2 separate regions of the Homo sapiens genome follow, and region 1 is linked to region 2. The links are chromatin loops, found by intact Hi-C in ENCODE. Cell type or tissue: PC-3. All regions are shown on one strand. Each heading gives the region's core, and the rest is flanking DNA. Links, peaks and the distances in the headings are about the cores only. Region 1 overlaps EDNRB-AS1 (EDNRB antisense RNA 1). Region 2 has its middle 39 kb from the start of EDNRB-AS1.

Region 1 (4,403 bases), core at 275-4,274, 95 kb after region 2:
CTTTGCATAATTCCTGACATGAAGTAATCACTCAATAAAAACTGGCTATTAAATATTTTGTGATCATGATAATTGTCTTCATCACTGCCATCATATCATCATCATCATCATCATCCTGGAGTGAAATACAACAATGGGTAGGCAAGACAAAAGATAAATAGGACACCTATTTTTGGACTAAAAGATTGAAGGGTTGGGTTGAGGAGAAAAGCATTTTTTACTAAGATAAATATAAATATATTAGAAAATAAATTTCAAAAATTACTTGGATTTTTAAGCTGAAATATGAGACATCAAAAAAATTGTGCTTGCAAAATTTCCTAAATCTATGCAACTTCACGTTAAACCTCAAATCCTTGGAGGTCACACATCCTCTTTCCTCTGCCATCAGTGGAATTTTTCTGGAAATTTTGGGAAGTGTCCTGATACAGCAACCCGAGTATAAATTGCATCTTAAATAGATTCTTTCACCAGAAGAGACATGCACCACTGTAATTCCCACTGGGACAGATACTGCACTGTGAGTTCTCAGTAATAATGATGTTGATGTAGTACTTGAGGAGACAGCTGAGGAACCAGGGCACGCATGGAAAACCCTGTGTATTAACAAGAACTGCTGCAGCGAGACGACTGCTGACACTCTTCCTCAGAACAGCTGGAAGAAACCACCAAGCCCTGGTGCTAACCTCAAGGGCTGCTACTGCCGACCTGCTGACCAGAGCTGCCAGTGGAAGCATGATGGGGTTAATCCTGCCGATGGGGTTAATGCTGAGAGATGGTCCTTCCAGGGTTCTCCACACCTCTCTATTGCCTCAGTATGAGTCACCTGAAGGAAGAAATGAGTATGTGTGTGTGTGTGTGTATGTGTGCACGCGCACGCATGTTCAAAACAGGGGACTAGGGAAAATTTAAAATCAGATCGGGATTTGTGGGAAGTGATGTTTTTCCTTCATCAACACTGAGGACAGAGACTGACATTGCTTGTGGTGCATTCCAGTGGGACTGGATGCCTGGAATTTAGGGTGGATGCTTGAATCAAATTAAAGAGACCCAGCAGTAAGTAGGCAACCAGAGTGTTGGTGTTGAAGGCAAGAGGGCTCCTAAGGAAGAACATGCCAGACTTAGGTGTCTCCTAGATTCTTTCTCAACTCTCAACTCAAGTATTTGGAACCTTTACCTAATGCTAGATGGAATTGAAGTCTTTTTCTGATTTTGGCAGAGCAGGTATTTTGTGTTGATTTCAAGGACAGCCGTATTGAGTGGATGCCAAATTTAAACTTTTAGTTGTGATCCACCGGAGAATCAATTTCTGCTGTGCTTGAGTAGAAGTGGAGCCTACAGGTGGAGCCAGGATTTTCCTCAGAGGTTTGCACTTCTCAGGCACTAACTCACGTTTGATATAGTCTTTTGAAGCACTGAAGTAGCAGACATCTGCCCATAGGACTTGTGTCCCCTCTTTGAACCCTATGATTTTAACCAGTTTACATTTTAGTTGTTCAAGGGCATGATTATATGAATTATATGAATACCTGTTATATGAACATATATAAGCATTTAAGTTGCATTTTTCCACTTATATTTGCAATAAAGAGTCTAGTAATGAAGAGGCTAAAACCATGTTTTATAGCAATGAACACAGTTACATGAACTGGATTAAAGTTTTATGATTTTTTAAAACCTGAATTGAAAGGAAATTAAAGTCCATAAAATACCATGAAGACAAATTCTGATTTTCATTGAACTTTTCTGTTTTAGCTCAAAAGAATTTGAATAATATCCTGTTATAACCAAGGATTGCAATGAATGTCTATAAGGAGATAGGTAAATGACGTTGGTTCAAGTCTACTTAAGGTGACTGGACAAAATATGAACCTCTGTAGCCTAAAGCCGAAAGTGTGAGTCTCCTAATATGAAATACATAAATCTAATAATTTTATCCAAAATCAGAATACATACGAACTTGAGAGGAAAAGAGCAAATATCATTTTATTGTGAAGTGGATATTGCAAGGAAATGTGTGTTTACCTCGTTTTCAGCAGCATTGCCTAGTGAGTCACTGCCATGAGCAGCCTGCCAACTCTTTCCTCTGGTATCATTCTTCTTTTTATATTTTATATTTAATGCAGGCTAGTCAAACAGATTACAGTTTTCTTTCTTTAAATGAAAGCTGTTCTGACAACTTAGTCATGCTAAGTAATAGGATATGAATTCTTAAACCAATGACATTGATATTTATCATTGCATATACCAAGTCGAAAAACATACATTGATTACGGAGTGGAGGATGAACTTGAAGTCAAGCTGTTGCAAAAGAGGACTCAGATAAAATTTGCACTTACTCAAAATGTACTTCAAAATGTTTTTCATTTTAAAAGTATGATTTAAAAAATTTCCATGAGAGTGTACACACTTATCTTTTTTTAGGGGGTGGAGTAGGTACATGTATATGGTTATCCAATTTATCTCTTCATTCAGAATGTTGATAGTTGTTCGTGGGAATTGTTCTTTTACAAATATTGGAAAAACATAATTTCAGGGATCTATATATAATGCCGTCATATAAGCTATCATTCTGCAGTTGCTTTTAGCTTGTTTAGGATTTGGCCCTTATATTAGTCAATGTCTCCTGAGTATATTCCGTTTGAAAAATTTTCCATAACATAGAACCCATGAAGACTTTCTTTCCTGATGAAATCTTAAGATTTTGTTTGTTTTTTTAGTACTAAAAAATGACATACCAACAACATATAAGTTAGGCAGCTTGTAACCAATTACATCATTCATAGAAAAGATATAGCTCTGGATTTTTTTATTTTCTTAAGGTTTTTGATAGTTTTTTATTTCTAAATTATGGACTTCTTTAGCTTACATTTGTGTGTGTATGTGTGTGTGTGTGTGTGTGGACTACCTCAAATCTCATGTGGAAATAAAGTTGGTCTAAGTATAATATCCATAACTATTTCAGGGTCTATGCCAGGCGTGGCTGGTTTATACCAAATTTTTGACTATAGCTGTGCTAGTCACAGTAAAGCTCTAGTGTTTGTGCAAATAAATGAGTATAGACAGGAATAAGGCTTTTTAATATTTGCTCTTGTCAAAAAAGTTTTTTGGATAATTAGGCTGGCCAGGTCACGCTCTGTCAGAATTTATTCTCTATAAAAATTCCATAAACTCATCTATGCTAATAATATATTCTATTCTTCCTGACAGTGGTGCTTTTTAGCAAGAACATTCTGGAGATATTAATAATAACTATATTAAAAAACATAATCTCAGTATAAAAATCTCTAGCACTTTGCAGACTAGTAAATGGGATATTTTAGGACTTATGGGGCCTTAAGTCTAAAGTTATCTCTATCAGCAGTTTTCTCTCAGATAGTTTATTTGATGACTTAATTAAATGAGTCTTCGGAGGTCCATAGCAATGCAGATGATTCCTGTTTATGACAATGCAAATGAATTTTGTCTGGTGGAAAGAATAAATCTCTGTAAGTCTAATTCTTATTTGAATGGGTTTTAACATCTTTAACTCCTACTGGGTATTCTTTGCTATGTGAGATACCTCACATTCAATCTCAACCCCTAGCTCCTAGAATTACTGTGAATGTTTGGAAAGCTAGTCTGAAAGTAGTTGAGAACAATTGTAAATCAACAAGTAGAGATTGGAGCAGATGGAGGATCAGACAAACTTCTTCTGATAGACATCTTATTGCCTATATGCTTTGTTTGTTGAATCTCCTGTAAAAGTGAACAATCTGAAAAGTCAGCCTTGTGAGAGAGGAGAGTGATACTATCTGCCAGGCAAACTTGAAAAGAGAATAAACAGCACATTCCTCTTCATTAAAGTACGTCACACTGCTGACTTTTTGCATGTAAGAGTTTACGAAAGAAAATCTGGAGCCACTAAAGGCTACTTACTCAACCAATACCTTGTAACCATAACATTCAGCTTTTTGGAAGAAAGACAGAAGCCAGGATACAAATACTTTAAATTTTCCAAAGTCTCTCTAAAGAGCAGGTACACCAGTCAGTCCTGAAGGAAATGAATGATTTTTTGTCAGTTTGTAAGTGTATAACTCAGGTTTTAAAAACTGAGTTTCAAATTTTATAAGCACGAAAATGCCATGTGTCTAGTTGTATTAGAAAAGAGGTTAGGTGGACTGCCTCAATATTAGAGATTTCTCATTTTTGTCAAAAGTCTCCTAGGATAAAAGAAAAATCCTGGGAAAATAGTTACTGTGTTTAAAGAAAAATAAAAAAGAATAAAAGCATATTAATAGGCTCTTTGTCAAAATCAGTTCTGATTACTTGCCCTTTTGTTTGAGAATAAATAATTAAAAATATTTTAGAGAGAGTTGTTAGATAAGATATTGGAGAGAAAATTCAGGGCAGATACTTCCAGA
Region 2 (4,403 bases), core at 161-4,160:
ATAAAATCTTGCCCTTTTTAGGGATGGTGCTCAAATGAATTAAAAGTTTCATGAGTAGAGTCAACACTTTTCTTAATATACTATTTGCTCTTTTAGATCCAGCAGTTAAACTTGAACTTGATCATGCCTTTGTATTTTGCATGTCATTTTTCTTTTTCCTTCTAATAACAAAGTCATTTTGAAAGATAATTGAACTATTATAATGAAAAAGTAACAGTTGTCAAGAACTTAGCAAATGTTGAAAGAGGCATCCTGCAGAAATATTGAAAGTTCATCACTCAAACTAGTGGAAAGTCTCAGCGTTTTTGCAGAGGATAAAGTTATGCTGCATTTTGTTTCACGGTTAATTGTAAAATACAAAATTACATTGTGGAACATTAATTGCATTCGTTTTCTATGGCTGCATAACAAGTTACCACAAATTTAGGGGCTTAGAACAACAAATTTATGATCTTACAGTGTCTGTGGGCCAAAAGTCCAGTTTGGGCTGGACAGGGTTTTCTACTTTGAGTCACAAGGCTGAAATCAAAATGTCAGATGAGCTGCCTTCCTTTTTGAAGCTGGGGGTCGTCTTCCAAGTTCATTCCTATTGTTGGCAGAATTCAGTTCCTTGACCTGTGGGGCTGAGGCCCTTGTTCTGTGGGGGGTCAGCCCAGCGTCCAGCTCAGGTCCTAACAATCACCAACGGTACTTTTTCCCGTGGCCTCTCCTAATGCCCTCTTTTTTTTTTTTTTTTTTTTTTTGAGACGGAGTCTCACTCTGTCCCCCAGGCTGGAGTGCAGTGGCGCGATCTCAGCTCACTGCAAGCTCTGCCTCCCAGGTTGACGCCATTCTCCTGCCTCAGCCTCCCGAGTAGCTGGGACTACAGGCGCCCCCCACCACGCCCGGCTAATTTTTTGTATTTTTAGTAGAGACGGGTTTTCACCGTGGTCTTGATCTCCTGACCTCGTGATCCGCCCGCCTCGGCCTCCCAAAGTGCTGGGATTCCAGGCGTGAGCCCCCGCGCCGGGCCCTCGTGCCCTCTTAACGCTTCACAACTTTCTGGAGAGACCCAGGCCTTTTAGAAATCTGACTTGTGGCCAGGCTCAGTGGCTCACGCCTGTAATCTCAGCACTTTGGGAGGCTGAGGCGGATGGATCACGAGATCAAGAGATTGAGACCATCCTGGCCAACGTGGTGAAACTCCGTCTCTACTAAAAAAATACAAAAATTAGCCAGGCGTGGTGGCGTGCACATGTAGTCCCATCTACTCAGGAGGCTGAGGCAGGAGAATCGCTTGAACCCAGGAGGTGGAGGGTGCAGTGAGCCGAGATCGTCCCACTGCACTCCAGCCTGGGCGAGAGTGAGACTCCGTCTCAAAAAATAAATAAATAAATAAAATAATAATAATAAAATAAAATAAAATAAAATAAATCTGACTCGTTTAGATTTGGCCCACCGGGATACTCTCCATTTTGGTTGATCAAAAAGTCAGCAGATTAGTAACCCAATCATGGGAGTCAAATTCTATCACATGCACCCGTTCAGCCTGCACTTAGGAGGGAGTTACACAAAGCGTGCACACTAAGAGGCAGTGATCTTGGGAGCCACCTTAGAATCCTGCCTACCACACTGTTCCATTATGTTGATGGTTGAATTAACTATCACAGGCCAGCAAATCAAACGAGATACTAGTGAGGAAAGGATCACATGCCACTTCCTAGCTAAGGCATGCATTCACATGATCCCATCAGTCAAGTCTTACATTTCTTATACTTCACGATGACCATATCCTGGTACACACAGGTCATGTTAAGGGTCTGTGGGACCCCTTCTAATGTTTTCTACTTCTTCTTTTCTGTTTTATTTTATATCTTTTTTTAAAAAAATCTGGTTATGACTCACGAAATAGATTTCACAAAATGGATTTTATGATTCATGACAGGAAAAACAGTCTTAATGGAGACAGGTTTCAATTAGTAATCTGGAAACATTTTTCTTTACAGAAAAAACACTAAAATATATTTATGCAAAAAAGTTTTTTCTGAATAAATCAATATGGACTAACTTATAGATGCAAATGGGTACACACCTGGGTAATCTTCAAAATTTATTTAAAATTATTACAAGACAATCAGCAATATCACTACAGTCCTCAGGAGGGCAGCATCTGCTCTAGGTATATTTGAAACTTAAGTGTGCTCAGAAGTTTTCTAGTGACTAGGAATTCCGGTAAGTAAATTACTTAGAGTGTATTAATCTAAGCAAACATTGGTTTATGCTTGGCAATTGAGAATCAGTCCTGTCAAAACCGTAAGTGCTATGATTTTTTTTTGTCTGACCCAAGAGAATTAGTTGAATTCTTTTATTCCTTGCTTCTTTCTGCTTGCATTTTTCCTTTGTCCTGTCTGTCCCTCTCTGGCTTATAGTCTTGCATAGGTGGTCCAAGTAGGGCCCAATAACCATGGCGGCTGAGGACATGACAATCATAAATATTTTCTGCTAATTCAGAGTTGTTGTAAAGTCCCTCTCTTAATTTCCACACTATGTTGACTTCCTGACTTCCTGCTGCATATGCCAACTGGTGGCTCCCTCAGTGCCTCTTTTGTGAACAGACAGGACTCTCTTAACCAGTGCACAAGAGGAAGTGCTGCCCTGCAGATGACTCACCATGTTCTCTTATCTTCAAACTCTCAGGTGCTTGAGAGAGGCTTTTGCTGACCCACAAACACAACAAAATCAAGCTGTCTAATCTGATGTTCTTAGACAGTTAAGCCTTTCTAGGCTTAAATCTAAGTGTGACTATAGAAGGAAATATAGTATATTGAATCTGTTCTTCCCACCTCTGTTCTGGACCCACCATAGTCTCACCCTAAAATCATGGTCTGGGTTGACATCACTCTGTCACTAATCAACAGAAAATTGTCAGGAGGGTCCCACATACTCTAGTTAGACATAGAGCAAATTTCCTGCCCTTTGTTTTACTTACGTCCCTATTGTCACAGGTTATAATACTGGCCCTAAGTGTGTATTTGCTTCAAATAATTATATTTTGGGAGACATTGGGTTGACTGTATCATGTTCCTACACATTTTTTTTTTTGAGACGGAGTTTCACTCTTTTGCCCAGGCTGGAGTGCAGTGGCACGATCTCAGCTCACTGCAACTTCTGCCCCCCAAGGTTCAGGCGATTCTCATACCTCAGCCTCCCGAGTAGCTGGGATCATAGGCGCCCGCCACCACGCCTGGCCAATTTTTGTATTTCCAGTAGAAACGGGGTTTCATCATGTTGGCCAGGCTGGTCTCAAACTCCTGACCTCAGGCGATCCACCTGCCTTGGCCTCCCAAAGTGCTAGGATTACAGGCATGAGCCACTGCACCCGGCCATGTTTCTCCATTTTTTAAGGGCCTGAAGTCTGTTGAGTAGAGCTGCCTATGTGAATTTCATATTTTTTCTTTTTACCCATGTGCTACTTATAGAGTGTTGACACTTGATCTGCCTTCTCTTGCCTTTGGTCCTCTGCATTTGTTGCTTGCTCTGCTCAAAATGCTCTTCCCACAACCCTTTTCTTGTCTCCATTCCCTACTTCCAGAGTCACCTGATACCTCTTCGGGTATATCTTGGCTGTGACTACTATGTCTTATAGCACCTTGACATGGTAGATGCTGATAGATTTGTCTGTCTCCCTCAACAGACTGTGCCCCTTCAAGACCAGGGCTATGTCCTCTTTCTAGAATCTGTCATGGCAACTGACACCTAGTTGACATGCAACAAAACTTTGTGTATGAATTAAATCACAAGTAACTGCTGAGGCTGTTTTTGACCTTGAGTTGATCGACAAGGTACTTGATATAATAGATAAGCTGTCGGTCAACAATATAGGTCTAATATGGGACCAATATAGGTAGAAAGAGGCCAGTATGGTGGTGATGATAGACACATGTAGAATCTGAAGAGGTCTAGAGGGGTGTGGGTTGCAAATACAGCCCAATGCTTTGGTTCCGGGAGGGACAGGTGACAGGCCTTCAGCTTGGCGTGATTTTTTTCTGGTTTCTGGGACTACCAGGAAGGGACAATAGCCCTGTTGGCTACTTAAGTATGGGAGGAAGTGTGAACTCAGTAGAATGGCACTGGGAAACGAGAGAGAACATGCACTCTGTAGCATGGGCTTGACTTGAACCCTGAGTGAAATTTGAAGAGAAGGAGCCTTATATTCTGAAGGAAAGGAGGATTAACACACTGCCTGGTGGACAAAGACCCAAATATAAGTTTGCTAGAGCTCTTTACTCCTGGTTTGGGCTTTACTCCAAAATGCATGCTCCTTTTTTCCTTCTTCTTTTTTTTTTTTTTTTTTTTTTAAATCTCATTATAAAAACCCCAAATCCTCTTAGAAAGTTATTATAACCATTCAGCACCACACCCCT

Evidence for each region. Hi-C counts contacts between places; a loop is a spot of excess contacts. Peaks named below come from ENCODE experiments on the same cell type or tissue, not always from the same donor. Only the 100,000 strongest peaks of a DNase experiment are listed, where the experiment ranks them.
Region 1: a loop joins it to region 2, with 2.3 times the contacts of the local background. A loop is called at or near these places in 1 of 110 quality-filtered maps.

What each region holds. Positions count from the first base shown.
Region 1 is chr13:77,872,540-77,876,942 of GRCh38, forward strand. The region is part of intron 6 of EDNRB-AS1 (EDNRB antisense RNA 1); the gene reads left to right. Among named protein-coding and RNA genes, the nearest start is that of EDNRB, 44 kb to the right of the region's middle. In PC-3, for the core only: no CTCF peak of the experiment used is centred there; no DNase peak of the experiment used is centred there; H3K27ac peaks cover 1,462 bases.
Region 2 is chr13:77,777,497-77,781,899 of GRCh38, forward strand. No RefSeq gene overlaps it. Among named protein-coding and RNA genes, the nearest start is that of EDNRB-AS1, 39 kb to the right of the region's middle. In PC-3, for the core only: a CTCF peak has its summit at 2,151 (motif pointing right); a DNase peak (open chromatin) is centred at 2,165.